Linked DNA regions of Homo sapiens: region 2 is linked to region 1. A link is a loop called in an ENCODE intact Hi-C map of the cell type or tissue named here. Cell type or tissue: PC-9. All regions are shown on one strand. Each heading gives the region's core, and the rest is flanking DNA. Links, peaks and the distances in the headings are about the cores only. Region 1 overlaps TANC1 (tetratricopeptide repeat, ankyrin repeat and coiled-coil containing 1). Region 2 overlaps TANC1 (tetratricopeptide repeat, ankyrin repeat and coiled-coil containing 1).

Region 1 (15,436 bases), core at 3,547-11,546:
TAGAATGTGTATATAAGTCTACACATATATTTGAAGCTTAGGAATATGATTATACTATTACTACTGAGCCAACTTTTAGTGTTCTCGGTGCTGTGGAATTGTACACATAGAATCTGCCCATTTAATTAATAAGTTGGGAATTCCAAACAGCAGAAAGCTCCCCAGAGCTGCAGAGAAGAATCTAGCAGCATGCCACCTGCTTGTGGTGTTAAGTACTGAAGCTTTGCTGTGTGCCACATGATTGTCAGATTTCCTCATCAAACACTTTATGGTGAATTCTGTCTCTTTCCAGGAATAATGGAGAATTCTGACAACTCAGTCAACATAACTTTAAGAAAAAGAAGCATTTGGTTTTTACCACTTTTCAACTAATGATACTGCCAGAAAAATAAACTGGGGCAAACAATATCAAAATGAAGTTTAAGTAAATTTTGTTGAAAGCCTGAACTGAATTGCTTAGTGATTTATAAGTTATAGTCACTTAGGTATGAAATTTAAAGTCACCTTTGAAGATACTAAACTTCAGTTTAATATTACAGCAACAAGCTCAACCAAATTGGAAGATCTGAGTTATTTAGACGGGCAGAGAAATGCTCCTCTACGGACGTCAATTAGATTACCATGGCACAATACGGCCGGAGGTAGGGCACAGGAAGTTAAAGGTATTTATCCTGGCATCAGCTGCGATAATGGTTATGACTAACTCAGTCAGTAACTTTGAAAGTCTGTGATAACCAGCATTGAAGCCAACTGTGTTTATAACATGATGGAAAGTGTGTTTGTGCTAAAAGCATATCTGTGAGGTGTGCTAAGAGGTCATCCTCAACAGTTTGGGGCTTCTTCCTTTAAAATATGTGATTAACTTGCTTCTGGAATTGAAAAAGTAATTCTGCAGTAAGTTATTTTGAAGTGAGGGGTAGTTTTGAAGTGAGGGGTAGTTTAACACTCATTAGGTGTTTATTACTAATAAAGTATAAGCTTTGTTTCAATTCTTGGACTAGGCCAGGCGCGGTGGCTCATGCCTGTAATCCCAGCACTTTGAGAGGCCGAGGCAGGTGGATCACCTGAGGTCAGGAGTTTGAGACCAGCCTGGCCAATGTGGTGAAACCTTATCTCTGTTAAAAATATAAAAATTAGCTGGGCATGGTGGCAGGTACCTGTAATCACAGCTACTTGGGAGGCTGAGGTAGGAGAATTATTTGAACCCAAGAGGCGGAGGTTGCAGTGAGCTGAGATCGTGCCATTGCACTCCAGCCTGGGCAACAAGAGTGAAACTATCTCAAAAAAAAAAAAAAACACTTGGACTGTATTGGCCATGTTCTCTGTCTACCTGTAACACAGTTGTGTGAGGTACACAGCAGCCTCACTGTACAGGCAGAGTCATCACACCTGGATGAGAGCAGAGCCCTATTTCTAGGGAAAACATGTTTCTGTTTTATTCATACAGCAGGGAAGAAGCACGTCTTAAATGCAGTTCCAGATGAACCAATGAGACATGATTTGGCCCCTCACATGGCTTTCTCTAATCCTCTGTGTGTCTGCCTTGAGTCCTGAGAATAATTCAAAGCCATGACAAGACTAGAGAGTAATTTCAATAGGACACTCTAGTTTCCTATTGGTCCAATAGGTCCAATAGGGTATGGTAATTGAGGTATTACAGAAGTATTAATAGAACGAGATTGGAAATGCTTACAGACAGATCCTAGTGGGGGTAAAGCTAAGGATTTAGTGTAACACACAAGCAATAATATTTGAGTTTCTTAGTTTATAAAATTATGACATTTTTCTAAAATTTTTTTTTCTTCTTTTGAAGCACGATTTGCTCCCTACAAGCCACAAGACATTTTGTTGAAACCCTTGTTGTTTGAAGTACCAAGCATAACAACAGACTCTGTGTTTGTGGGAAGGGATTGGCTCTTTCACCAGATAGAAGAAAACTTGAGGAACACAGAACTGGCAGAAAACAGAGGCGCGGTGGTGGTTGGCAATGTGGGATTTGGGAAGACGGCAATCATTTCCAAGTTGGTGGCCCTGAGCTGCCACGGAAGCCGCATGAGGCAGATTGCTTCCAACAGCCCGGGTTCATCACCTAAAAGTACGTGCATGTTTAATTACTTGTCTAGTTTATTAACATAAGATAGATGGAGGAAATTGCTGTTCACATAGACATAAAATACCAATTTTCCTCAAGTTGTTGCAGCTACTATATCAGGTTTGCCATCATGTGTGAAGTGAACTGTTTCAATATGTCCCTCCATCATGATGTGTATTCAGCTGTAAGCTGGGGCGAGGCCAGTGTTCCCTGATGTCCTCCTGAACTGTAACCCCCTCTTCCTTTAGATACAGGCAGAGATGGGCCAGTGAGGCTGATCAAGTGTCCTGGAGAATTTGGGGCCCTAAGAGCAAGGGGTTGGGCTCCTGGTAGAACAAGCTCAGATGGACTCTAATGTGGAGTTCTTTTGTACCCTGTTTGGCACAGCCTTCGTCTTCTGTATTGGATTTTCCAAAATTATAAAGACATAGGATAGAGTAGCCAAATGTTTGACTATTTACTGTTTATTTCATATGCAATAAACCCACTCTAAACATGGTGAACAAGTGAATCATGCGAGATTTTTAAGACACAAAAGAATTTAATAGGCCAGGCGCTGTGACTCACATCTGTAATACCAACACTTTGGAAGGCCGAGGTGGGAGGATCGCTTGAGCCCAGGAGTTTGAGACCAGCTTGGACAACATAGGGAGACCTCGTCTCTACAAAAAATTCACCAGTCATAGTGGTGCCTGCCTTTTGTCCCAGCTACTCAGGAGGCTGAGGTGGGAGGATCGCTTGAGCCCAGTAAATGAAGGCTGCAGTGAGCTGGGATTGTGCCACTGCCCTCATGCCTGTAATCCCAGCACTTTGGTAGGCCAAGATGGGCAGATCACCTAAGGTCAGGAGATTGAGACCAGCCTGACCAACATGGTAAAACCCCGTCTCTACTGAAAATACAAAAATTAGCTGGGTGTGGTGGCGGGTGCCTGTAATCCCAGCTACTTGGGAGGCTGAGGCAGGAGAATCACCTGAACCCAGGAGGTCGAGGTTGCAGTGAGCCGAGATGGCACCACTGTACTCTAGCCTGGGCCACAGAGTGAGACTCCGCCTTAAAAAAAAAAAAAAAAAAAGAAAAAGAAAAAAAAAATTTAATAGAGGAAACTGGAAACAGTACACTGATGGCTGTTCTCCAGGGAGGGGAACCAGTTGGGTGGCAGACAGATGGGAACCTGTGCTCTCATGTGGACCTCTGAATTTTGGACCATGTTCACTCCTTGCTTATTAAAATATGCCCTGGCACAAATCAAGAAATATATTCAATACCACACCCTGCTCCTACTGTGATGTACATAATGAAATGGGTCTTTCTCTGCAGCCTCTGACCCCACTCAGGATCTTCATTTCACTCCGTTGCTTTCACCGAGTTCTTCCACAAGTGCTTCCAGCACAGCTAAAACACCTCTTGGGTCTATCAGTGCTGAAAACCAGAGACCAAGAGAGGATGCAGTGAAATATCTTGCTTCTAAGGTAATCTTTCTTGTTTTATTGGAGCCTTCCACATAGAGAGATTTGCTGGTTTGGTTTCTGAGAAGTAGATTGGAAAAGGGAGCTTAAAACAGAGACAACTGCTTAATGATAAAGTATAGCTTTTAATGAAATAGTGATACAGTTCTCCAAGTAAAAGTGTGAATGACAGTAAGTATCTGTTTTAAGACATTGGCAGTGGACCTGATCCATCTTAAACAATGGATTGAAAGAGTTCCTCAAGGCAGCAGAAGGTAGCATGTGCACTCGCCACAAATCCATGCTTATCTGCATGTGCTCTTCCTAATTTGGTATGTGAGCAGGAAATTGGGAGCTTTTGACTTGACCCAGACCTCTTCCCCTGCACTCTGTTGTCTGAGGCCTTTGGTTTCCTTGGCTTTCTGACAGAGGTTTCTCGTGAAGTTGTAATAGAGCCTTCCTTGGCTAACTTTCCCTTCTTAAATTTGTGATCATCAAGGTCTTTCTGAAGTTTTTCTTCTGCTTAGCACCCATCACTGGCTCACCAACCGCACTCCTGCATTAAAGCAGTTACATCCCTTGCTCCTAGTGAGCTACTTAAGTTTCCCTGGGCAGCAGTGGTGTGAGTCGGTGGAGCTGGAGAGCTGCTGGAGCCAGCAGCCATGGGGACACCTTGTGAGGAGGCCCTGTGGGGAGGTTGGTGAGGGGAGCTGAACCGAATCTTGCCCTGCACCAGATCCCCGTCCCTTCTGCTTTCCGGATGATGACTGCTCTTGGCGCCATCACCCCTGATGGTTCTGACCACTGGTTCAGAACAGTCCTCTAGTCATGAGTGGGTGATTTGAGATGAGTGATGTAGTGCAGACTTCAAAGCCATCCCTGCTTATGGTGATTTTCAAACTCCATTGACTGTGACCCACATAAGAGATACATCTTACACTAGAGATCACTCACACATAATCACCCACATAACTAAAGCATTTTAGAACTATGTTTATTCTTATATCCTATAATACACTCTAGTGTTCCTAAGTTTATTTTTTAAAAAATTGTGGCTCTAAATTGATTTCAAGGCCGGGCCTGGCGGCTCATGCTTGTAATCCCAGCACTTTGGGAGGCCGAGGCGTACAGATCACTCCAGTGGTCAGGAGTTGGAGACCAGCCTGGCCAACATATTGAAACCTCGTCTCTACTAAAAATACAAAAATTAGCCAGGCATGGTGCCAGGCACCTATAATCCCAGCTACTCGGGAGGCTGAGGCGGGAGAATCACTTGAACTCAGGAGGCGGAGGCTGCAGTGAGCCAAGATTGTGCAACTGCACTCCAACCTGGGTGACAGAGCAAGACTTCATCTCAAAAAAATAAAATAAATAAATAAATAGATTTCATGACCCACTGTTGGGTTGCCAAGCTGTTTTTGTCAAATGCCATGTGAGACTGTGGTACTGGACATCTCATGATGGTTTGCACAAGCTTACAGGATCCTCACATGTATCCCTGCTAATTTCTGTCCAGGTGAGAGTTGGAGAGCAGCCAGCTTTCCTCTGTTGATGATAAATTTAATCTAAACCAAAAGTCTCATGGCAACTCCAGGTTGGCCAGAGAAAAGCTGTTGCACATTTACTTTTGCCACTTGCCTTTTAAAGAGTCTGCAGACTTGGGATCTAATCCCACATCCCTGACTATCTGTGTCAGGTTGGCAAGGCATCTAACCTCAGTGTCTGGTGCCCTCAGTGATGAACTGTGGCTAGTGGTTCTTGTCCTACTTCCTGCAGGCGCTTGCCGCACCCAGTGGGACAGCAGCAAGGCAGATACTCCCAAAAAACAGGTAGCTCTTGGCACGAGTGTTTTGCTCTTCTTTTCCTTCCTTACCTTCTACTTGTGTTTCTCCTATCATCCTCCTTTGGAAAAGTATTGGATTTTTCTTCTATCTATAGCACGCCTCCCATTCCCAACACTTCAGCGTCTGGCCCTTTCGTGGGGTCCCTCTCACAAACAGCCTGCTGACACTGCAGGTCCCTTGGAACAGGGACCATTCCTTTTCCTCTCAGTACCTGGGCAGCTCCCTCTCAACTCCAACTTATCTCTCCACACGATGGGCAGAGATTTGGTGATTTCGGGTTTCATTCTTCAGACAGTGCCCCTGTAGAACTCCTCCACAGTGTCCCTTGATGCAGTGTGGGTGTGGGGAGGGGCCAAGATCTTGACCCTCCTGACCAGGAGAAGGAGCTGCTGTGACTCTACAGCCCCGGTCTCACAGCCACTGGGTTTATCATCTGCCTTTTGGGATCAGCAAAAGGGTTTCCTAAAGAGGTGCCGCTGCTCTTGAGAACAGAAACCTAGTGAAGATGGCACTTTTTGATGTTGAGAATATTAGGATGGCTTGGAGCTGCTGTAAGCCAGGGTAGGTTTTAGGTTTTATGAATGCTGTTTGTTTATATTAAATACAAAAATAAAAAAATAACTTGTGCTGATTTTTATGCTAATCAAGATGGCTTTGTGGATGCAGTTAAAGGTCTGCAAACCACATAAGTGAAGGAAGGAATAAATGGAACAATTATGCTAACAAATGACCCAGTCTTGGGGAATAGATGCTATGTATCTTGTTACCAGCGAATGGGCAGAGTTGTGTTCCTGTTTGAGATTGCAGAAGGAGCTGTGTGAAGAGGGTGAGGTGATGCTGACGGTTCTGCTTCCCCCTAGGTGGTGGCCTACCACTACTGCCAGGCTGACAACACGTACACTTGCCTGGTGCCCGAGTTTGTGCACAGCATCGCAGCTTTGCTCTGCCGGTCCCATCAGCTGGCCGCCTACAGAGACCTTCTGATAAAGGAGCCCCAACTACAGAGCATGCTGAGCCTCCGATCCTGTGTGCAGGACCCGGTGGCAGCTTTCAAGAGGGGAGTGCTGGAGCCACTCACAAACCTGAGAAATGGTACTTCGCAGCAGCTACCCACAGCCCCATCTCAGTAGTGGTACAGCAGACACAGGTGGTCCCCAGAAGGCAGGTGGTCAGCCGGGCTGGGGTAGAAGTGAGGTGGAGCATGGAGAGGATGTCGAAGCCTCCGTGCCCATCCACTCCTCTTTCTCAGAACCAGCCCCATGAGGTCGCTCCTACACCACCCCTATGGTATAGTGTTAAAAGAAGCACCCTGATAAGAATGAATGTGATGACTGAGCAGTTCCAAAGTAGTCAGCTTGTAAGTGTGGGCTGTTTAGGTGACTTGCACCACAGAAGACTGTTGCGTATTTTGCACTCCTAAGTATCTGAGGGAATAAGTGGATTATTTGGAGGAATTTTCCAGCATATATATTTGTCAGGGCCTCTGCTCAGTTGAATTGAAACCTTAAAGTGACTTCTAAAGGTTTCCATTTTAATTGTTTGTCCCCGACAAGGTAATGGACATCAGTGACCTGATGGGCCCTTCAGTTTCCCATCCTCTCTGCCCTGGACTCCTCACCTTTTGAGCTTGTTTACTTGCCCACATGGCACCTCTGCTGGAAGGTGCTAGAGGGATAGAAAACAGATATGTCATCATTTCTTCTCTATTGCCTGGGCAGAAAATCAGCACTAATAAATAGAAAACCAGATTCAGGCTCGCAGAGAAGAGCCCTGTTGGAGGAGTCGGTAGCGTGGAGCTCTCACGCTGTGTTGGTTGTATGGCTTGGCCAGGGCAGTTTGCCCTGGGCTGGGGGCAGCGAGGGGGTCAGTTTCCCTTCCCTGGAATCCACTGGGGAGCTCTCATGGGGGGACCTAGTGACCTTTCCGGATTGGGCCTCTGTATGTGTTCATTATCTTTGTGTAGCCCACCCCAATGACAGTGGTTTATGAAGAGCTAACTGTGTTATATACACGAGTGAGATTCTGCTAACATGTGTCATGCAATATGTTTGTTTTGTGAGAATTGGTTTTCTTTTGGCTCTGTGCTCCAGTTTTCATTATAAATTTAATAGAAAATATGCTTCTGTGAAAACTGTTTCTTGTGCCATATGTAAACCTTTTTAGTTTCTAACACTAAACTGGGCACTAAAATACACTGGGTGTTGCTGTCTTAGAGAAATGTATAATTTCTTAATTTGAAAAAATTATTTTATCCTGTAGAGCAGAAAATTCCTGAAGAAGAATACATTATTTTGATAGATGGCTTAAATGAAGCTGAGTTTCATAAACCTGATTATGGAGATACGCTTTCTTCATTTATTACCAAAATTATTTCTAAATTTCCTGCCTGGTTGAAGTTGATTGTGACTGTAAGAGCAAATTTTCAGGTAACAAAGAATTCTCAAATCTTTCTCCAAGTCCCCATTCCAATTTTACAGTGATAAATGTTAATAACGTAAAACTGTTGTAAACCATTCAGCTGCTTGAATTGGAAACTATGTTAAGAATTTGAAAAACTAGTCCAGAGAGCCAGACTTGGGTGAAACTCTGACCTTTTTAGCCCCAGGTATATTTATCAAGATGTCAGGTAAGTTTCCTGTTGGCATCGAATTGCACGTTCACTTTTCAAATGGTGGCATCTAGCCCTGGTTACCGTCATGGAGTGTGTGGGGCCAAGAGGCCTGCCAGAGTTTAAAGCTACTCCTGCTGGTAGTTATTTGCAAGGGTTTACTGTGGGGCTTTGTGTTTTTTTGAAGGGAAAAATGAAGGTGAAAGATTTTTTTTTTTTTTTTTTTTGAGATAGAGTCTCGCTCTGTCACCCAGGATGGAGTGCAGTGGCATGATCTCGGCTCAATGCAGCCTCCGCCTCCCTGGTTCCAGTGATTCTCCTGCCTTGGCCTCCGGAGTAGCTGGGATTACAGGCATCTGCCACCATGCCCAGCTAATTTTTGTATTTTTAGTAGAGACGGATTTTCACCATGTTGGCCAGGCTGGTCTCCAACTCCTGACCTCAGGTGATCCACCCACCTTGGCCTCCCAAAGTGCTGGGATTACAGGCATGAGCCACTGTGCCTGGCTGAAGGTGAAACATTTTTAAGGCCTATTCCCAGAGGTCTATTTTTTCACAAAACTTAAGCATGAGGTAACATTTGCAGCGAGGGGTAGGGTGATTTTTTTTTTCTCCTCCATCTTCTTCCTCACTTAAACCCTGAAATTGTGTCTTAACCATTGACTCCTTCTATACCTATCCTTTTTCAGTGAAGACTTTTAGACATTAGGTTTTGATTTTTGCCCTTTTATGATATTTATTTAAAAACAGCATTTGGAATTTTTTCATTATAAAAACTGAAATTAGACCTCAGTTGAACTTGATGCGTGTTTTTTGGACATTCAGTTTGTATATTTTTCAGTCATTTTTTACATAGTAAGCACAATTTGTCCATCAGTAGATCATAGGAACCAGGAATCTTACGTTCTTCTTCCCAGCTGTGTAAGTTTTCAGAGCTTCAGATAGCATCCATGTAAAATGGGAATAATTGTATTCTGCCCTCTTTATCTACATTGTTATATTAAATGAGCACGTGCATTTAAATACTTCAGAAACAATAGTGGGAAGTCTTTTTAAAAAGGCAAAACTCTTCTTTGCTTTTAGGTGTCAGATGTGCTTAATCTTTGGAATGGGGAAGAGATGGGAAGGGCACATGAGGCTTCTGGGAGCTGAGGATGTTTTGTTTCTGGGTGCTGGTTACATAGGTATATTTGACTTAGTGAAAATTAGTGACACTGTGCAATTGTCATTTGTACACAAATCATATGTTCATTGTTAGACTTCAATTTAAAAGTTTACTTTAAAAAAGCAATTCATAAAATAACGTGCTATACCAAAGTAGGCAGCTTTGTTAAGATGCGCTGTCGTTGAGACACAGCCCAGGGGCAGACTCAGATTTCCTGATTGGGTTACACAGCCCCAGTGTTTGCTGCATAAAGAAGGATGTCTTTTATCTTGGCGTCTGGCCGTGTTCTTAGATGTGCAGTGTTGGTTGGTGTTTGTCCTTGTTATATAAGCAGTTTCACAGTGTAAGGATTATGGGTATCAGGTCACCTGCAGAGTCTCACTGCCCTTACTGGCCCTGGCCTCGTTGCCGCTGTCTGCACAGGGCTCTTACTCTGCTTGCTAGGCTCAGGGTCCTTGGATGAGGGCCTCAGGATAGCACTTACTGATTCCATCTCCCATCAGGATTTCTTTCACATAAGCTTTTTATCTTCACCTTATCCTATTACACGTTTTAATACAAAACAATGAGTCCCTGTAATCCATGAAAATCCTCCTTGAAACAAAACTAGTGAATCTGGTTTAAAATGCTGTTAAAATAAAAAAGGAATCTCTTTAGAGTGACACTGTGGGTTTTTGTTTTCTCCCCCAGGAAATCATAAGTGCGCTGCCATTTGTCAAGCTTTCCTTAGATGACTTCCCAGACAACAAAGACATCCACAGTGACCTGCACGCCTACGTCCAGCACAGGGTGCACAGCAGCCAGGACATCCTCAGCAACATCTCCCTGAATGGCAAGGCCGATGCCACACTCATTGGAAAAGTGAGCAGCCACCTGGTGCTGCGGAGCCTCGGCTCCTACCTGTACCTCAAGCTCACCCTGGACCTTTTCCAGAGGGGCCACTTGGTCATTAAGAGTGCCAGCTACAAGGTGGTGCCCGTGTCTCTCTCTGAGCTCTATTTGCTTCAGTGCAACATGAAGTTCATGACCCAGTCCGCCTTTGAGAGGGCACTTCCGATTCTCAACGTGGCCCTCGCATCCCTCCACCCCATGACAGACGAGCAGATCTTTCAGGCTATTAATGCTGGCCACATCCAGGGGGAGCAGGGATGGGAAGACTTTCAGCAGAGGATGGACGCCCTCTCCTGCTTCCTCATTAAGAGGCGAGACAAAACCCGCATGTTCTGCCACCCGTCCTTCAGGGAGTGGCTTGTATGGAGAGCAGACGGGGAAAACACGGCCTTCCTGTGTGAGCCCAGGTACGGCAGGCGCTTTCTTTCAGCTCTTTGCAGGGAATCTCGTGTGCAGTTGGGGAAAGGATTTAAATGTGATGCACGTGTCTCAATGGAAGGGCAATCCAGAATGACTAATTCAGTGTTACTGCTTTGTTTTATTATTTTTCTTCCTTTTTGGCAGAAGGATGGGCAATGGGGAATTCTCTATACAGAAGCTGCCTTCTAATTGCTAGGACTCCCTTATGGATGGTACATGTGGATAAAAGAGAAGCTGGGTGGTGCCTGTGTGGTCCTTCCTTACTGTCCATTGTCTCATGGAGCCCCGTCTCCTCCCCCACCCAGCTTCTGCAGGATCATGCATGGGAATGTGTGAGATCAGCCCCTGGGAACAGGGGGCTTCTCTAGAGGGAGTTCCCTGTGTGTCTGCAGACTGTCATGGGTCCTCAGCACCTCCACTCCCCTGCCACCCCTTGAACATGGAGTGACTTGTCCCAGGGATCAGGTATATCTGTGAGCCCAGAGGGAGCACCATGATCCAATCTAGCCTCCCCGCTCCACACCCTTCACCCTTTGTGGATGAGCTCTGTGTGGTGGACTGGACCAGGCTGGGATGCAGTTCTCCTTGCTGCCTGGGCCGCTGTTATCACAGTGGGATGGGGAAGGAAGCCTGTCTGCTGTGTGGCTTGGTAACAGTGTGAGAGGTCAGAAAGTTTGAGGATGCAGATGCGTTCAGATATGTATATGGCAAGCCCCCAACTTCCACTTGGCCCTGGCTTTGGCCTGTGTCTCTGCTGTCTCGAGTGGCTTCGGCTATCTGTGAGCCAGAATTGCCCCCTGCTGTAGTAACAGGGCTGGCAAGCTGCTCAGCTGACCCCTTAGGCATTTGACCAGATGCTGGGATCCAGAAATGAAGAGGTGAACAAGCATTGGTGAGCCCTGGGAGCCTCACAGCCACTTTCCTCCCTGTGAATATTGACTGAACATCCACCTGATAGGCCTGGCTGCTGTTCATGTTGGGGCTGTTATTATTTTCTTCAGTAACACTGGCTGAAGGTTTGTTGTTATCTTTTGAACCTGGTTTGGGGCAATAAACTAACATCCAGGTTATTTAGCCAGACCATAATAGCTAGGTGAAACATGTGCTGTGACATTTCTAGCCAAGTCAGATTACTTTCTAGGGAAATTCCAGTCATTTTCTAGGAAGATTGACTATAGCTGAGTTTGTAGAGACATAAAAACAAATTGAAAGACTCCATCAGGAGTGTAGGTTGTTACTGGGTTGGAGGCTAAAGTGGCTGGACTGTAGTCTTCATTAAGCTTCGCTTCATTTTGGGTATTGGTGGGCATTGAGGTTATGTAGCCTAGGTCAGAGCTAGGGTGGGTGCCTGTGGGCTCCTGAATGCCACTGTGTTCTTAAAAGCAGGCATGGGGACATCCCCTGGGGCAGGACCTGGACTAGGTGGAGGCAAGAGAGGTACCAAGGGTGCAGAATTTAAGGAAGCACCCACTCCTGGGTGGTGCGAGTTGTTGCCATTTTCCCAAGACACCTGTAGTATTTGAGCTTCATTCAATTGAGAGGATATAGAACAATGTTGGAAGGAAGCTACTGGATTCAGTTCAGCAACAGTTTTTGTTATATGCAGTTATGTGCAAAGTACTGTGGCAGACACCAATTGTTGGGACAAGGACCCTGCTCTCAGGGCTTCCCACACAGGGCAGGGGAGGCAGGAGGTGATATGCGAGAGGGAGGCACACTTCATGTGGACCTCACAAGAGGGAGAAGCTCCCAGCGTAAGTAAAGGGGCCTGGGGAGGTGATTTTAAAACATGGTGATGGTGGGTTGGGCCTCGAAAAATGGTAGCATTTCTTCCCCAACTCCCAGTTGTCGTATTTTTGCCCTAATTATAAAAGCAGAAAATTTCAACCCTCAGACAAAGACAGTTCATTTTTTATTTCTGCCTCTTTCTGTAGCATTTTAAATGATATACCAATCTTCTTTTTCTCTTGGAATTCTTATCTGGGTTTTTGCTTAACACATCACGGGCACCTTACTAAGCTGTTAGAAGTCTTAGAAAAGTGTCATTTTCATTTTTCATGGTTGTGCAAAACTCCTAGGAGGCAAATTATTATGTACTTCACTATACCCTCATTGGATTTTTTTGCTTTTTTTTTTTTTCAGACGGAGTCTCGCTGTCGCCCAGGCTAGAGTGCAGTGGTGTGATCTCAGCTCACTGCAGGCTCCGCCCCCTGGGGTTCACACCATTCTCCTGCCTCAGCCTTCCCACGTAGCTGGGACTACAGGCGCCCGCCACCTCATCCGGCTAACTTTTTGTATTTTTAGTAGAGACGGGGTTTCACCGTGTTAGCCAGGATGGTCTCAATCTCCTGACCTCGTGATCCGCCCGCCTCGGCCTCCCAGAGTGCTGGGATTACAGGCGTGAGCCACTGCGCCCGGCCCCCTCGTTAGATTTTTAAGTTGTTTCTAAATTACTTACAAACAGAACAACCTGTCATGTCTTGGTGCCTTGCAGGTCTGGATTCAAATCTTCCATTGATTCTTGTATATTTTTCTCTGCATGAAATATATTTTAATTCTCCATGCCTTCCTTCCTTATCTATAAAAAATGAGTGTCTTCTCACTGAGTGCTGGTAGCTATTAAATCAGATCTTAAGACGATGTACTACCTCTCTTCTTTCCTTTCTTCTCTCTTAGTTTTGATTATGCCCTAGGTTAGCATTCCAGAAATAGAATTATGAAGATAAAGAATAGTTTGAGTCTGGCCGGGTGCGGTGGCTTACGTGCGTAATCCTAGCACTTTGGGAGGCAGAGATGGGTGGATCACCTGAGGTCAGGGGTTCGAGACCAGCCTGGCCAACATGGTGAACCCAGTCTCTACTAAAAATACAAAAAAAAGAAAAATTAGCCGGGTGTGGTGGCAAGCACCTGTAATCCCAGCTGCTTGGGAGGCTGAGGTAGGAGAATTGCTTGAACCCAGGAGGCGAAGGTTGCAGTGAGTCGAGATCGTGCCACTACACTCCAGCCTGGGCAACAAGAACAAAACTGTCTCAAAAAAAAAGAAAGAGTTTTCATTCATATCACCTAGACTTAAACATATTTACATTTTGCAATATTTGCTACATCTGTTTCCTTTTTTTTTGTTGAAGTATGTTAAATTGTAAACATGACATTTTACTTTAAATAACTGAATATTCATCTTAGAGATATTTTCATACTTAACCACGCTATTACTGCACCTAAAATATTAATGCAAATTCTTAATAATCTTAAACATTTAGCCATGCTCAAATTTCTATTTTTTAGTATGTTCACATCAGGATCCAAAAAGTCCATAAAATGCATTCGATTATCTCTCTTAATCTATAGTTTCTCTCCTCATCTTTTTTTCTTTTTCCTCAAAATTTATTTGTTTAAAAAGGGCAGCTGGGTAGTTCATCCTGTATAGTTTCCCATCATCTGAATTTTGTGTCCTCATGTTTTTTCATGTGTTCCTCTCACCCCTATTTCCTATAAATTGGTAGTGAAGTTTAGAGGCTTGTTCAGATTCTATATTTTTAAACAAGGACACTTAGTAGGTGGTGGTGAGTACCTCTCTCAGGAGGCGCATGACATTGTCATGTCTCTGTAGGCACTAGAAGCCACTGATGACCATTTTTAAGATCCATCAGTTTTTTGGGGTTGCACAGGAAGTCTCATCTGGAACAGTCCCCTATTAGCTCTGTTCTCTGTTAACTCGAGGAGTTAATAGGTATTAGTAGGTAGAACAAGGCTGTTGCAGACAGGAGGAGCTATTGAAGACGTCGCATCAGAATGAGCAGGCCGTGTTCTGCAACAGCAAATCTAGTTTGACTTGACCTTTTTTCATGGAACAGAGGAGAGGAAAGAGCTGGCAGAAGGGAGTGTGCAGGGCACAGAGTGTATAGGGCCTACTATAGCAGTCAGGAGTGGGGACTTGGGGGGACTGGGGTTAGAGACGGGCCTTGCTGACATGAGGTAGCTCTTGTGGCTTGGCCTCATGGGCAGAGTAGAGGAAGAAGAGCCAGAAACTAGGTGTGGCATTGCTCTTGGGAAGGGTAAGAAAGGCAGGTGGTATGTGGCAGGCTTTGCAGGGACAGAGCTGGTTTTAGTTTTCAGCAGTTGAGATTGCAAGATAGCCGTCTGTCCCAGGCAGACAGGTTCCAGCGCCAGGGCGGGTCGGCAGGTTGGAGGAGAAGCTGACAGTTGAAGATCTAGCATCACTGATGGAGAGGTGTCTGGCATGACTCGGTGAGGAAGCTCATGTCATTAGAGAAAAGATAGCACTGGGCTTCCAGGGCGTGGAGGAGGGTTTCAGGGAGGGACCTTACGGATGTAAGTGTTGCCAAGAGGTGAAGGGAAATGACGGTTAAGAGGAAGCCATTGGATTTTCAGTGAGGGAGGAGGGTCCTGGATCCTTAGGAGACTCCGCCTGTTGGGTTGAGAGGAGAGAGAGGAGGGAGCCAGCGTCTTGGGATGGGAGGTGGAAGGGCTTAGGGGGCGGGTGGTTTTGTTTGTTTGTTTGTTTTTTAATAACACAGGAGATTGGAACATTGTCAGAAACATCACTGAGAGATAGTGTGGAGAAAGATCCATAAAGAAGGAGAAATTGGGAATGTAAGGAGGAGGGACCGGGGCCTGAGTGACGGGGCAGGTTGCCTCCTCTTTGTTCCCGTGGAATCTGTTCACAGCACCCAGTTAACTGACTTGCATATCGTTTGCGTGTCCCCTCCCATTGCTTAGAGCTTCTCAATGGAAGCACCTTGCATTGTTCCCCCATAGAATCCCCCCGTCAGACGTGGTGCCAGTGATAAGGTGTAGCTGTGAATGAATGGAGGACTCAAGCTCCGCAGGTTAAGAGCACAGGCTCTCCTGTCTGACCAACTTTAGTTCAAATCTCTGTTCTGTCATCTAGCCATGTGGTCTTGCATAAGTCGCTTAACCTGTTCAGGCCTCTGTTTCTTCATATAAGC
Region 2 (15,436 bases), core at 4,302-12,301, 140 kb before region 1:
CATGGAATGCTTCATGAATTTGCGTGTTATCCTTGTGCAGGGACCATGCTAATCTTCTCTGTATCAGTCCAGTTTTAGTATATGTGCTGCTGAGGGAAGCGTCTTTTTCACTCTTTATGTGGCCAGGCTGCAGAGTTTTGAAGTCTTCCCATTCTGTTTTCCTTTTAATTATACATTTTGTCTTTAAGTCATTTCTTTGCTCTCATATATCACTGAATGTGGTCAAAAGTAACCATGCAATATCCTGAATGCTTTGCTGCTTAAATATTTCTTCTGCCAGATATTTTAGTTTATTGCCCTCAAGCTCTGCATTTCACAAAGACCTAGGACATGGACACAATTTAGCCAAGCTTGTTGCTACTTTGTGACAAGGATGGCCTTTACTCTAGTTTCCAGTACTTTGTTCCTCATTTCCGTCTGAGACCTTGTCGGAATGGCCTTTACTGTTCAAATTTCTACCAACATTTTGGCCACCACCACTTAAGCAAATCTTGAAGAAGATTCAGACTTTTCCCTAGCTCTCGTCTTCTGAACCCTCATCAGAATCTCCCCTAATGCTCCACTTATAGCAATTACAGGCTTTTTCTAGCTTGCTCCCTCAAACCCTTCCAGCCTCTACTCATTGCCCAGTTTCAAAGCCACTTCCACATTTTCAGCTATCTGTTATAGCAATGACCCCATTCTTGGTACCAATTTTCAGTCTTAGTCCGTCTCTTGCTATAACTGAATGCCACCTTCTGCATAATTTATAAAAAAGGGAAAATTATTTCTCACAGTTCTGGAGGCTGTGAAGTCCAGGAGCATGGTGCTGGCATCTGCTTAGCTTCAAATGAGGGTCTTCTTCCTGCTTCATAACGTGGTAGAAGGTATCACGCAGCGAGAGGGCAAGAGCGTGCATGTCAGTTCAAGTCTCTCCTCTTTTTTCAAGCCGCCAGTACTATCATGGGAGCCCCATCCCGATGACCTCATCTCATCCTTATTTCCTCCCAAAGGCCTCACCTCCACTCCACATATGAATTTGGGGATTACGTTGCCAACACATGAAAGTTGGGGGACACATTCAAACCATAGTATATGCTAATTGCTTTTTTTTTCTTGATACGGAGTCTCACTCTTGTTGCCTAGGCTGGAGTGCAATGGTGCAATCTCACCTCACTGCAACCTCTATCTCCTAGATTCCAGGGATTCTCCTGCCTTAGCATCCCAAGTAGCTGGGATTATAGGCACACACCACCACACTTGGCTAATTTTTGTGTTTTTAGTAGAGACGGGGTTTCACCATGTTGGCCAAGCTGGTCTCGAACTTCTGACCTCAAGTGATTTGCCCGCCTTGGCCTCCCAAAGTGCTGGGATTACAGGTGTGAGCCATCATGTCGGGCCTATTCTTTACTGTTTATACTTCTCTTGTGTGTAGACAAAATGAAACAGTAGAAAGGACAAGAACTTTGAAGCTAATGTAATCTGAATCCTTGAGTTTGTATCCTCATATTTTAAAAAATTGTGGTTACAAAACAAAACACATGAGATCTAACTCCTAACAAAATTTTAAGTGTACAGTGTTGTTAACTTATAAACACAATGTTATACAGCTGATTTCTAGAAGTATTTCATCCTCTGTGACTGAAACTTTATATTCTTTCAACAATTCTCCATTTTCCTCTCTCCCCAAGCTCCTGGCATTCACCATTCTGCTCTGCTTCTATGAGTTTGATTATTAATTAATTAATTATGATTATTATTGTTGAGATAGGGTCTCTCACTCTGTTGCCCAGTCTAGATGCAGTGGCTTGAGTGTAGCTCACTGTAAGTTCAAACTCCTGTGCTCAAGTGATCCTCTCAAGCAGCTGAGACTATAGGCATGTGCTGCTATACACAGCTAATTTGTAGATTTTTTTATAGAGATGAGGATCTTGCTATGTTGCCCAGGCTGGTCTTGAACTCATGGCCTCAAGTGGTCCTCCCAAGTCAGACTCCCAAAGTGTTGGGATTACAGGTGTGAGCCACAGTGCCTAGCAGAGTTTGACTACTTTATATACCTCATAAGAGTGGAATCGTGTGCTGTTTATCCTTCTGTGACTGTTTTATTTCTCTTGTGTGATGTCTTCAAGTTTCATTCATGTGGTAGCATGTATCAGGATTTCCTTTTTTTATGGCGGAATGATCCATTATGTGTATATATCACATTTTGTTTATCCATTTATCTGTTAGTGAATATTTAGGATGCTTCTACACTTTGGTTATTGTGAATAATGCTGCAATGAACATGGGAGTGAAAATAGCTCTTTGGGATCCTGACTTCAGTTCTTTTGGATAAATACCCAGAAATGAGATTGTTGGATCGTATGCCTCACTTTTTAAGTAAAGGTTTGTAATATGGAACATGTGCATTGTTCCATGTAATGCATGGCATACAGAGTGGGTTCTTTCCTGTCTAGGCACCCTCTTTTGAAACCAAGTGTCCATATAGTTTGAGTATTTTCACTGTGGTTTATCATAAGTACTTAGTATTTCTTGCTTAACTAATGCCTTATAATTATTTTTTAGAGACAGTCTTGCTCTGTCAACCAGGCTGGAGTGCAGTGGCACAATCATAGTTCACTATAATCTTGGACTCCTGGGCTCAAGCAGTCCTCCCACGTCAGTCTCCTGAGTAGCTAAGACTATAGGTGCTTGCCACCACACCCAGTTAATTTTAAAAATTTTGTGTAGAGGTGAGGTCTGTGTTGCCCAGGCTAGTTTTGAACTCCTAGTCTCAAGTGATCCTCCTGCCTCAGCTTCCCAAGTAGCTAGGTCTACACGTATGTGCCACCATGCCTGTATTTTTAACATAGCGATATGGGGTCTTGCCATCTTGTCCAGGCTGGTCTTGAACTCCTGTTCTCAAGCAGTCCTCCTGCTTTGACCTCCCAAAGTGCTGGGATTATAGGTGTGAGCCACTGTACCCAGCCTCTACTATTTTTGATCATGTCTTCAATAACACTGAGAATTATTTTGGAGAGAAGTCAACATTTCCCCACAAAAACCCTTTTATTCACTGGTCACTCACAGCAGCTGTGTCATTGAGAAGTGTTGACACTGCTTTTGGTTTTTAAGTGACTGTGTGTTATTCCTTCCCGGGGTGAAAAAAAAAATTGCAAGGTTGGAATTTTCTGGATTGTTAACAAGATCAAAAAGCAAAGATATAAAGCCAAGGGGGGAATGTCTTTCTACGGAATGGTGGTAGAAAGCAAAAAATGCTAGAATTTTGTAGAAATTACTAGGTATTACAAAAATAATCTTTGACCAGAAAATGAAGGTTGCTGTTTTTTATGTTATTCTAAAGTGTAGTACACTTTAACCAGCTAGGGTTTTTGTCTGGATCTTTAAAGTATATTGATAAAAATGCACATACACATTTATTTTTCTTTTAGAAGATGACTTGATTTCCTAGGACAGAAGTTATTTCATAGTTGTAATTTCAATAATCATGGATGTTAGCTTTGAAGTGGTTGATAAGAAGCTCTCTGATTCTCCTCTATTCAGAGAAGACACAGTTGTAGCCATTTCTCTGATTTTCCTCAGTTTTCGCCTTAGAACTAGTAAAAGAGGATTCAGTGGCTTCAGCATACTCAAAGCCAACATAGGGGTGTTGAATTCTCCAGGAAAAGAGAGATCCTGTTTTCTCAGTTTGTTGTTGGGGTTTTGTTTTTGACATTTTTTGACAGCTAAGATCAAGATCTCATGACTTGTGTTCTGGCCAGAGGACCCTCAGCTTTTTGTGATGAGTCATTTCCTAATGCATCCGGAGGCACTGGGCTTGGAACCCCCATCTCAGAGTTGGGGGCAGCAGATCCAGCCACTGCAGCTGGGAGGGAGTCCAGGTGTCAGGAGGAAGGGGCTGAGGTCTTCAGGGCTGGTGGCTCAGGGTATATGAGTAGCCTGACACAGGCACCCATGTCCCCAGACCTTCTCTGGCCATATGGAGTCAGAGTGACCTCCAGTCCCCTGGAAGATTGCCAAGAGCAAGGCAGCTCCTCAGCCCCTGAGGAGTTAGCAGCAGATTATCCAGAGAGGGTCTCAGGCTCCTTATCAGAACTGAGCTAGAGGGTGATTTAGGCCTGTGGAATGCAGGAGCAAGAAAGCCAAGTTACTGGATACAAGGTCAGGGCCTGCCTGTTAAGCAGCAAGAGCAACTTAGCCAGAGCTATTTAAATCTCTATCTTAGAAATTCCCGCTGGGTTGAGCCAGCAAGGGGAGTGTGGGGGCAAGGGTTAAGAGGCTTCAGCTGTGGGGAAGGAAGGGCCATGGACACTGAAAACAACAGGCCAGGCCTGGATGTCCTGACAGCCTAGACCTAAATAGAGAGGTTTTTAGTGTCCTGGTAGGTCATTTCAGCCTGCTTGCAAGTGAATGGGTCTTAGGGTGTAAGGTACATATTCAATCATGAGCTTGAAAACTGAGAATTACTTATGTGAATCTGGAAGTGGATGTAGTTTTAAATTCAATTTAGACAAAACAAATTCCTCAATTTTTCCCAAGTGTAAATTATAACCCTATATTACAGAACTGTCAGTTAAATTCATGAAAGTACTCTTTACCAAGCCTGAAGCAAATTGGTGCTTTTGAGTGCTATTACTTATCGAGAAATAAATATATAAATCAGAAAGCTGAGCTTTGGAAAAAAGAAATAAATATGAAGTCACCCAATAATCCATTCTGAGTAGATGAATGATTAAAGATATGTGAGGTGAGGTTGCTTTAGAGCAAGGGAAAACTCACCCTAGCCTCTGTGGTTCACATGGGCATGCATAACAGTACAGAATTTATTCCTTGGCTCTGTATGTCATACAGATTAGATTCCAAAGTCAACTGAAGCTTGCCTTATTGATCACAGAATCCTAACATTTAAACCAATTTTATCATCTTTAAGAAAGTTGAAAACTTAATACCTTTAGAGACTACAGAAACGCTTAGGCTGTTTAAAAACACTCTCATTCAAATACCTTCTTCCCTAAGGTCATATGGCCCTGGGGTATCTGGGGCAGATTGAACTGGCAAAGATTCAGAAGGCTTCATTGGTGACTTAGGAGGAGATAGGGGGCGTGTCATTAATACAAAGGCATAGTCCATCTGCTCAAAGAAGTTTATAATCTGGTGAGGAGCTTTACTCACAGATACCGTAAGAAAAGATGGATGAGAATAATGAATGGGAGAGTACTCAGATGGAATATTCCAGATCAGAATGGCAGTGCTTTTGAGAAAGCCTGTCCTGGTTTCCGTTGGTGTTAGAGACCACACAGAGACAGCACATTGCAGTTGGATACAGTCCCCATTCCTATTTTTGAGGACATTTGGATCTTGTGGACTGAGGTTAGCCATGTGGATATCTCTCCTGGATATAGTGGCAGAGACACACTGTGAGCAAAGTAACCTTTTCTTGGTGCCCAGGGTCACCTTTCAGAGCCAAGAATTGTGCTGCTTTAAAATGCTTTTTTTTTGGCGTCCTTGCATGCATTTGGGGATTGAAAGGCTGTTAAAATATAACAGCCTGTAATCTACTGTTTCGAATTTTACAGATTCTCTCCTGTCAGTCGCAGCTTCTCAGGGCTGTCATTGTGCCCAGATCTAACACTGTCCCTCCATTCTCTTAACTTACAACAGTCTGGGAAACCACATATTCTCTCCTGTTAGAATTGAATCTGAAAGACAGTGGGAGGGCTCTGAGGGAGAGCCTGTGAAGAGGTGTTGGGGGTTGGTGTGGGGGTTAGGAGTTCCCTTCTGCATTGTGCATGAACTGAGCCCCAGATTTTGGCAGCTTTGAAGACTTATTTGCATCTTGGTTCTTGGTGTTTTCTGGATAAGTTGAGGTTGCAGCATATGACTTCTGTCTTTGATAGGCCTCCCCCTTTTTTCCTCCTACTCTTGCCTGAATCAATTTTGTTATGGAAAGAGTGAAAGTTTTCTCAGGGAAAATGAGAAGAAGCTCAACGGAGGAAGACCCAGGGCTGAGCAAGCCTTGGCCGGTCCGTCAGCCACTGTTTGTACAGCCTAAATATACTGAGCCCTGCAAAAGGTTCAGTGGGATGTCATGGAGCCTGCCATCAAGAAGCCTAGTCTGTGGTTGGGAGAGAGAACAAACAGACCTGAAACTCCCGATTAAAAGCAGTGGTTTTGCATCTTGTGTGAGTTCAGAGAAGAGTGATTTAAGTCAGGGGCTTGGTGTCGGGAGGGTGGGATCCAAGTGGGATTCAAGTAAGTGGCCATGGATGAATTTGTGAATCACCAGTTAGGAAGTGGCAGAGGTTAGGGACAGATGTAGCAGCACAACTGAGGAACTCATTTCAAAGGAAGAATCGTAAATGTATGACCGGTTCACAGACTGTTGAGTTGTGTGGCTGATGAAAATGCAGTCTCTTGGGCTCCAGGTGTGATTGCCCATGGGCTGCGGGAGAGGGGAAGTGCCCAGGAGCAGCCCAGGTTGCTCTAGTACAGATGGGATACACTTTGGGAAACATTGGTAAAGGATGGGTAAGGCAAAGCAGATGAATTTCCTTCCCATGAGAGACAGAAATTGGGGAAGCCATCCAGACTCAACAGCCTGGTGGTTGTCCCTCTATTACAGAAGAGCAGGTAGCAAGCAGGTATTCCTAAGAATGACGGGACATGGGAGTGACAATAGGGTTAGCACCTCAGATGGAGCCGGTGTTCCCGCAGGCTTCACCCCAGGTTCTTTCTTATCCAGCCTCTGTCACATCTGAAAACATCATGATGCTCATGAAATCAAGGTCACATTCAACCTGCATGTGCGCCAGCTGGTTTTATACCAAGGAAAGCTCTGTTCTTCAGGCACTGTGGCTCTTAGTAGTTATCCTTGAATGCGTTGTGCTTTGTCAAACTTGGTGAGCAAGAAAATATGGATCCTCAGTAAAAAACAAAAACAAAAACAAAAACCCTATCAGGACTATTAGAAGAACAGGTGAAATCATAGTGGCAAATACAGTGGTGCAGTAAATTCCTCACATCTGAAAACCATCATATCACTTCTCATATAGTTAACACTTAATGGAAATATTCTTTACAGATGAGCTTTGAATTGCTGCCTCTTGGCCCTGCCTCTACCTGCCAAAGCAGCCGGACTCAATGCAGATGCCATGCAGGGCTCACTTAGTGAATGGCCTAATCTGTCCCTCCTCCTGCCTTCTCCCTTGGGCCACACCTTGCACCCACTCCAGCGATCATCACCTACAAATCGTTATTCACTCCAACTTTCTTCAGCTCTCTTCCCTGGTCCATTTGCTTTTCCCTCTCTCCCCTGTTTTTGAGGCATAAATATTTCCCACCTGACCCCATCAGGAGGACAAAAGAAACAGCTGGGAGTTGGTCAGGTGTAGTGACTCTCAATCCTGGCTACACATTAAAATCAACTGGTCGGGTTTGAAAAGCGCCAGTGGGCCCTATTCCCAGAGATCCCGTTTCACTTTTTCTAGGCCTCAGAATTTTTAAAGCTACCTAGGAGATTCTCATGGGCCATGGGATGGAAAACCACCTCAGGGCGGTTGATAGTGTAACAGTACTAGCAGGACACCTGTCTCATGGAAATGGAAGCTGAAAGATTTGGGATGGAAATTGGTATGTTTTAATGCCTTTTGCTACTCAAGCCCCAAATGTAGGACAGATCCCCATGAAGTTCTCCTCCTCCCATCTTCCTCTGTTATGTAAGCTTGCTTTCTATTAAATAGCAGCATTCAACATGAAAGAAGAGCTTTCTTTTATTTGCTTTAGGATTTCTGTGGTATTGTTTCCACTGTGCTGTGGTTGAGTGTGACTTGAACGTCCTCACGAACTCACCGACGCTGGCTTTGCCTGAGTGGTCTTTGTCACGTTGTTTAGCCTCTCTGGGCCTCACATTGTAGTCAAAGCAGTGTTCAATGCTGCAGAACCCTTTACAGCTGGAGGATTTGGACCGTCACATGGAATCGATGGAGACATGCTTTGGTCCATGAACACATACAGTAGCCTTTGTCTTGTGGTCTGAGGAGGCCCAGTGCTAGGCTTTAGAAGGGTACTTGGGAGAAAAAAAATTTTTTTGATGAATACTTCTATTGGATAAACAAATTTGAAGTGTGTCTGTTCATCCTTGCAAGAAAGTGATGACCACGAGGTAAACTGTAATAATTCTCTATGAAGTTTTTTTTTGAAGGAGTCAGTGGGAAATTAGATCTGAAAAGAAAAAGCTATTGATGGGCATTTGAAATTCTCATTCAGCTAGTCTCTAACCTCCTGTGTTTTAGGTTTCAGAAAAATTCCCACAATAAGTATATTTTGTCATCTTTTACATGAGAATATTTTGTGGTGTAATGCTCATTTTTTCAAAACTATCATGGGCCCAAATGCTGGGTTGTGCATTGAAAAAGGCCTTTGAACACAGGAATGCCAAAACAGTAAAAGTTCATAATTTTTTTGCTAATCTAAAATTTATTCTGAAGAACAACAACAAAAATCTCAAGGCATAGTTTCTTTTCTGCGTCTGATAGGTGATCTCGCTGTAGTTATAAGTAACCTCTCAAACACCACTCAGTTTCTCTGGTCTCATTGACCTTCCTTTTTCCTTTCTGTAATTACTAAAGAAGGCCCTTAAAACCCATGTAGGACCAAATACAGAATCTAAACTCTGTGATCTCATCACCACAAAAACAGGCTGGAGGGACAGTCTTCCTCCTCTCAGGAAGCTGCCTTCCTTGAGATCTCTGCGACTCTGTAATTTATAGTGGTGCCTTTGTAGCTTTAAACTCAGAAAGGACTTTTCCCCTGCTGCCCTTACAGAAGTTTTATAAATGGGTTGCTGTAGGTGGGGAAGAGGCCAAAGAGAAAGTGCATGTCTATGTGTACATGACCTGTTAGATTTAATTTTAAGGGTGCACACGCATCTGTGGGTCCTCCGGACAGAGGGTCTGAGAGCGGGCATGCTGTGAGAGTGGGCGTGCTGTGGGCTGTGATGGGTATTCTTTTATACTTGTCTGTCGGTTGTGGTTAGGACAGATGAGGAGTCTCCCTTTTCTGCTGAGGTGTGCTTTATGAAAGGAGACTTGGCTGAAGGACATGCAGCAGCTGGGAGACGATTCCCTTCCTGGCTGCCAGGGCCCTCTCCCTTTTATGAGCCTGTCCTGGGAAACCTCAGGTATTTGAGCTACGACTGTTCACCAGGTGGTGCTGTCCTGCAGTGAATGCTTAGATACTATGCCAGTGAGGTCATCAACCTTATGTAGGAAAAACCTAGGGTGCTTAGAAGCTCTTGCAGCATTTGCAAGCTGTCGCTGAACGTGAGTTGAGGCTTTTTGTAAAAAATTATTATTATTATACTTTAAGTTCTAGGGTACGTGTGCACAATGTGCAGGTTTCTTACATATGTATACATGTGCCATGTTGGTTTGCTGCACCCATTAAGTCATCATTTACATTAGGTATCTCTCCTAATGCCATCCCTCCCCCATCCTCCCACCCCATGACAGGCCCTCGTGTGTGATGTTTCCCGCCCTGTGTCCAAATGTTTTCATTGTTCAATTCCCGCCTATGAGTGAGAACATGCAGTGTTTGGTTTTCTGTCCTTGTGATAGTTTGCTGAGAATGATAGTTTCCAGCTTCATCCATGTTCCTACAAAGGACATGAACTCATCCTTTTTTATGGCTGCATAGTATTCCATGGTGTATATGTGGCACATTTTCTTAATCCAGTCTATCATTGATGGACATTTGGGTTGGTTCCAAGTCTTTACTATTGTGAATAGTTCCACAATAAACATACATGTGCATGTGTCTTTATAGTATAATGATTTATAGTCCTTTGAGTATATACCCAGTAATGGGATGGCTGGGTCAAATGGTATTTCTAGTTCTAGATCCTTGAGGAATCACCACACTGTCTTCCACAATGGTTGAACTAGTTTACAATCCCACCAACAGTGTAAAAGTGTTCCTGTTTCTCCACATCCTCTCCAGCACCTGTTGTTTCCTGACTTTTTAATGATCGCCGTTCTAACTGGTGTGAGATGGTATCTCATTGTGGTTTTGATTTGCATTTCTCTGATGACCAGTGGATGATGAGCATTTTTTCATGTGTCTGTTGGCTGCATAAATGTCTTCTTTTGAGAAGTGTCTGTTCATTTCCTTTGCCCACTTTTTGATGGGGTTGTTTGATTTTTTCTTGAAAATTTGCTTAAGTTCTTTGTAGATTCTGGGTATTAGCTCTTTGTCAGATGGGTAGATTGCAAAAATTTTCTCCCATTCTGTAGGTTGCCAGTTCACTCTGATGGTAGTTTCTTTTGCTGTGCAGAAGCTCTTTAGTTTAATTAGATCCCATTTGTCAATTTTGGCTTTTGTTGCCAAAATTGTTTTAGTCATGAAGTCTTTGCCCGTGCCTATGTCCGGAATGGTATTGCCTAGGTTTTCTTCTAGGGCTTTCATGGTTTTAGGTCTAACATTTAAGTCTTTAATCCATCTTGAATTAATTTTTGTATAGGTATAAGGAAGGGATCCAGTTTCAGCTTTCTACATATGGCTAGCCAGTTTTCCCAGCACGATTTATCAAATAGGGAATCCTTTCCGTGTTCCTTGTTTTTGTCAGGTTTGTCAAAGATCAGATGGTTGTAGATGTGTGATGTCATTTCTGAGGCCTCTGTTCTGTTCCATTGGTCTATCTCTCTGTTTTGGTACCAGTACCATGCTGTTTTGGTTACTGTAGCCTTGTAGTATAGTTTGAAGTCGGGTAGCATGATTCCTCCAGCTTTGTTCTTTTTGCTTAGGATTGCCTTGGCAATGGAGGCTCTTTTTTAGTTCCATATGGACTTTAAGGGAGTTTTTTCCAATTCTGTGAAGAAAGTCATTGGTAGCTTGATGGAGATGGCATTGAATCTATAAATTACCTTGGGCAGTATGGCCATTTTCACAATATTGATTCTTCCTATCCATGAGCATGGAATGTTCTTCCATTTGTTTGTGTCCTCTTTTATTTCGTTGAACAGTGGTTTGTAGTTCTCCTTGAAGAAGTCCTTCACATCCCTTGTAAGTTGTATTCCTAGGTATTTTATTCTCTTTGTAGCAATTGTGAATGGGAGTTCACTCATGATTTGGCTCTCTGTGTCTGTTATTGGCGTATAGGAATGCTTGTGATTTTTGCCCATTGATTTTGTATCCTGAAACTTTGCTGAAGTTGCTTATCAGCTTAAGGAGATTTTGGGCTGAGACGATGGGGTTTTCTAAATATACACTCATGTCATCTGCAAACAGGGACAATCTGACTTCCTCTTTTCCTAATCAAATACCCTTTATTTCTTTATCTTGTCTGATTGCCCTGGCCAGAACTTCCAACACTCTTGAATAGGAGTGGTGAGAGAGGGCATCCCTGTCTTGTGGGAGTTTTCAAAGGGAATGCTTCCAGTTTTTGCCCATTCAGTATGATATTGGCTGTGAGTTTGTCATAAATAGCTCTTATTATTTTGAGATACATCCCATCAATACCTAATTTATTGAGAGTTTTTAGCATGAAGGGCTGTTGAATTTTGTTGAAGACCTTTCTGCATCTATTGAGATAATCATGTGGTTTTTGTCTTTGGTTCTGTTTATGTGATGGATTACATTTATTGATTTGTGTATGTTGAACCAGCCTTGCATCCCAGGGATGAAGCCCACTTGATCTTGGTGGATAAGCTTTTTGATGTGCTGCTGGATTCAGTTTGCCAGTATTTCATTGAGGATTTTTGCATCGATGTTCATCAGGGATATTGGTCTAAAATTCTCTTTTTGTTGTGTCTCTGCCCAGCTTTGGTATCAGGATGATGCTGGCCTCATAAAATGAGTTAGGGAAGATTCCCTCTTTTTCTATTGATTGGAATTAGTTTCAGAAGGAATGGTACCAGCTCCTCTTTGTACCTCTGGTAGAATTTGACTGTGAATCCGTCTGGTCCTGGACTTTTTTTGATTGGTAGGCTATTAATTATTGCCTCAATTTCATAGTCTGTTATTGGTCTATTCAGGGACTCAACTTCTTCCTGGTTTAGTCTTGGGAGAGTGTGTGCGTCCAGGAACTTACCCATTTCTTCTAGATTTTCTAGTTTATTTGCATAGAGGTGTTTATAGTATTCTCTGATTGTAGTTTGTATTTCTGTGTGATCATTGGTGATATCCCCTTTATCATTTTTTATTGCATCTGTTTGATTCTTCTCTTCTTTATTAGTCTTGCTAGCGGTCTATCAATTTCATTGATCTTTTCAAAAAACAGCTCCTGGATTCATTATTATTATTTTATTTTTGAAGGGTTTTTTATGTCTCTATCTCCTTCAGTTCTGCTCTGATCTTAGTTATTTCTTGCCTTCTGCTAGCTTTTGAATGTGTTTGCTCTTGCTACTCTAGTTCTTTTAATTGTGATGTTAGGGTGTCAATTTTAGATCTTTCCTGCTTTCTCCTGTGGGCATTTAGTGCTATAAATTTCCCTCTACACACTGCTCTAAATGTGTCCCAGAGACTCTGGTACGTTGTGTCTTTGTTCTCATTGGTTTCAAAAAACGTCTTTATTTCTGCCTTCATTCGTTATTTACCCGGTACTCATTCAGGAGCAGGTTGTTCAGTTTCCATGTAGTTGTGCAGTTTTGAGTGAGTTTCTTAGTCCTGAGTTCTAATTTGATTGCACTATGGTCTGAGAGACGGTTTGTTGTGATTTCTGTTCTTTTACATTTGCTGAGGAGTGCTTTATTTCCGGCTATGTGGTCAATTTTGGAATAAGTGTGATGTGGTGCTGAGAAGAATGTATATTCTGTTGATTTGGGGTGGAGAGTTCTGTAGATGTCTATTAGGTCCACTTGGTGCAGAGCTGAGTTCAAGTCCTGGCTATCCTTGTTAACCTTCTGTCTCATTGTTCTGTCTAATATTGACAGTGGGGTGTTAAAGTCTCCCATTATTATTGTGTGGGAGTCTAAGTCTCTTTGTAGGTCTCTAAGGACTTGCTTTATGAATCTGGGTGCTCCTGCATTGGGTGCATATATATTTAGGATAGTTAGCTCTTCTTGTTGTATTGATCCCTTTACCATTATGTAATGGCCTTCGTTGTCTCTTTTGATCTCTGTTGGTTTAAAGTCTGTTTTATCAGAGACTAGGATTGCAACCCCTGCTTTTTTTTGCTTTCCATTTGCTTGGTAGATCTTCCTCCATCCCTTTATTTTTGAGCCTGGGGGTTGCTCTTCTCAAGGAGTATCTTTGTGGTGTTCTCTGTATTTCCTGAATTTGAATGTTGGCGTGCCTTGCTAGGTTGGGGAAGTTCTCCTGGATAATATCCTGAAGAGTGTTTTTCAGCTTGGTTACATTGTCCCCATCACTTTCAGGTATACCAATCAAATGTAGATTTGGTCTTTTCACATAGTCCCATATTTCTTGGAGGCTTTGTTCGTTTCTTTTTACTCTTCTTTCTCTAAACTTCTCTTCTCGCTTCATTTCATTCATTTGATCTTCAATCACTGATTCCCTTTCTTCCACTTGATCAAATTGGCTACTGAAGCTTGTGCATGCATCATGTAGTTCTCGTGCCATGATTTTCAGCTCCATCAGGTCATTTAAGGTCTTCTCTATACTGGTTATTCTAGTTAGCCATTCGTCTAATCTTTTTTGAAGGTTTTTAGCTTCCTTGCAATGGGTTTGAACATCCTCCTTTAGCTTGGAGAAGTTTGTTATTACTGACTTTCTGAAGCCTACTTCTGTCAACTAGTCAAAGTCATTCTCCGTCCAGCTTTTTTCCATTTCTGGTAAGGAGCTGCATTCCTTTGGAGGAGAAGAGGCATTCTGGTTTTTAGAATTTTCAGCTTTTCTGCTCTGGTTTCTTACCATCTTTGTGGTTTATCTACCTTCAGTCTTTGATGATGGTGACCTACAGATGGGGTTTTGGTGTGGATGTCCTTTTTGTTGATGTTGATGCTATTCCTTTCTGTTTTTTAGTTTTCCTTCTAAGAGTCAGGTCCCTCAGCTGCAGGTCTGTTGGAGTTTGCTGGAGGTTCACTACAGACCCTGTTTGCCTGGGTATCACCAGCAGAGGCTGCAGAACAGCAAATATTGCAGAACAGCAAATATTGCTGCCTGATCCTTCTTCTGGAAGCTTCATCTCGGAGGAGCACCCAGCTGTATGAGGTGTCAGTTGGCCCCTACTGGGAGGTGTCTGCCAGTAAGGCTACATGGGGGTCAGGGACCCACTTGAGGAGGCAATCTGTCCATTCTCAGAGCTCAAACACTGTACTGGGAGAACCACTGCTCTCTTCAGAGCTGTCAGACAGGGACGTTTAAGTCTGCAGAAGTTTCTGCTGCCTTTTTTTCAGCTGTGCCCTTCCCCCAGAGGAGGAGTCTACAGAGGCAGGCAGGCCTCCTTGAGCTGCGGTGGACTCCACACAGTTCGAGCTTCCCGGCTGCTTTGTTTACCTACTCAAGCCTCAGCAATGGTGGATGCCCCTCCCCCAGCTAGGCTGCCACCTTGCAGCTCGATCTCGGACTGCTGTGCTAGCAGTGAGCAAGGCTCTGTGGGAGCGGGACCCGCTGAGCCAGGTGCAGGATATAATCTCCTGGTGTGCCGTTTGCTAAGACAGTTGGAAAAGTGCAGTGTTAGGGTGGTAGTGTCCCGATTTTCCAGGTACAGTCTGCCACGGCTTCCCTTGGCTAGGAAAGGGAATTCCCCTACCCCTTGTACTTCCTGGGTGAGGTGATGACCTGCCCTGCTTTGGCTTGCCCTCTGTGGGCTGCATCCACTGTCCACCCAGTCCCAGCTGAGATGAACCAGGCACCTCAGTTGGAAATGCAGAAATCACCTGTCTTCTGTGTCAGTCACGCTGCGGGCTGAAGACTGGAGCTGTTCCTATTCAGCCATCTTGGAACCCTACCCCATGTTCGAGTTGAGACTTTTTTTGAGGAAACATTAGGCATTTGACATGGGGGTGACCACCTGGTTCATGTAGGGTTCTCCTCTGTGCTTGGCTCAAATGAGATCTCAGCTGACCCTGAAGTCAGGGAAAGGCTGAACCCATCCCCTGTATTACTCCCTGGTTTCCTTCCAGAGAAACCTCCTATTCTCCGTTCTCATCTTTGAAGTCCTGGTGGGGAAGGCAGCAGGTCTTCTGGAGCTCCTCATTAAACAGACTTAGGAGGAGGAGAGGCCTCCACCCAGCCTCGGCACGCACAAACCTGTTAGCACCCTGGTGCCCTGCCAAGGTGGTTTTTTTGGCCCAAACGTGACTGCACATGATCCCGTTCTTTCTGGCAGTGAAGCCCGGCAGGATTGACTTGGGCAGGAGCCTAGTTGGTGGTGTGTTTGAACATGGAGAGCACCCTTGAAAACGAATGTTCTCCAGGACGTGTAGCAGTGAAAAGGACACTTCCCAGGGAGATAGGCTCTGGGTCAGTCACAGGAGCTCCTTGTTGGAATCTTTCAATG

Evidence for each region. A loop is a pair of places that touch in the nucleus more often than their neighbours do. Peaks named below come from ENCODE experiments on the same cell type or tissue, not always from the same donor. Only the 100,000 strongest peaks of a DNase experiment are listed, where the experiment ranks them.
Region 2: a loop joins it to region 1, with 13 times the contacts of the local background. A loop is called at or near these places in 9 of 110 quality-filtered maps.

What each region holds. Positions count from the first base shown.
Region 1 is chr2:159,168,711-159,184,146 of GRCh38, forward strand. It overlaps TANC1 (tetratricopeptide repeat, ankyrin repeat and coiled-coil containing 1), which reads left to right. Exons shown (of 27, transcript NM_033394.3): 9 at 540-662; 10 at 1,814-2,095; 11 at 3,411-3,562; 12 at 6,243-6,474; 13 at 7,642-7,808; 14 at 9,846-10,453. Among named protein-coding and RNA genes, the nearest start is that of MIR6888, 10 kb to the right of the region's middle. In PC-9, for the core only: no CTCF peak of the experiment used is centred there; a DNase peak (open chromatin) is centred at 7,991.
Region 2 is chr2:159,027,041-159,042,476 of GRCh38, forward strand. The region is part of intron 2 of TANC1 (tetratricopeptide repeat, ankyrin repeat and coiled-coil containing 1); the gene reads left to right. It also overlaps the pseudogene RNU6-580P. Among named protein-coding and RNA genes, the nearest start is that of TANC1, 66 kb to the left of the region's middle. RefSeq lists an enhancer at 2,436-5,460. In PC-9, for the core only: a CTCF peak has its summit at 9,195 (motif pointing right); a DNase peak (open chromatin) is centred at 9,191; H3K27ac peaks cover 1,268 bases.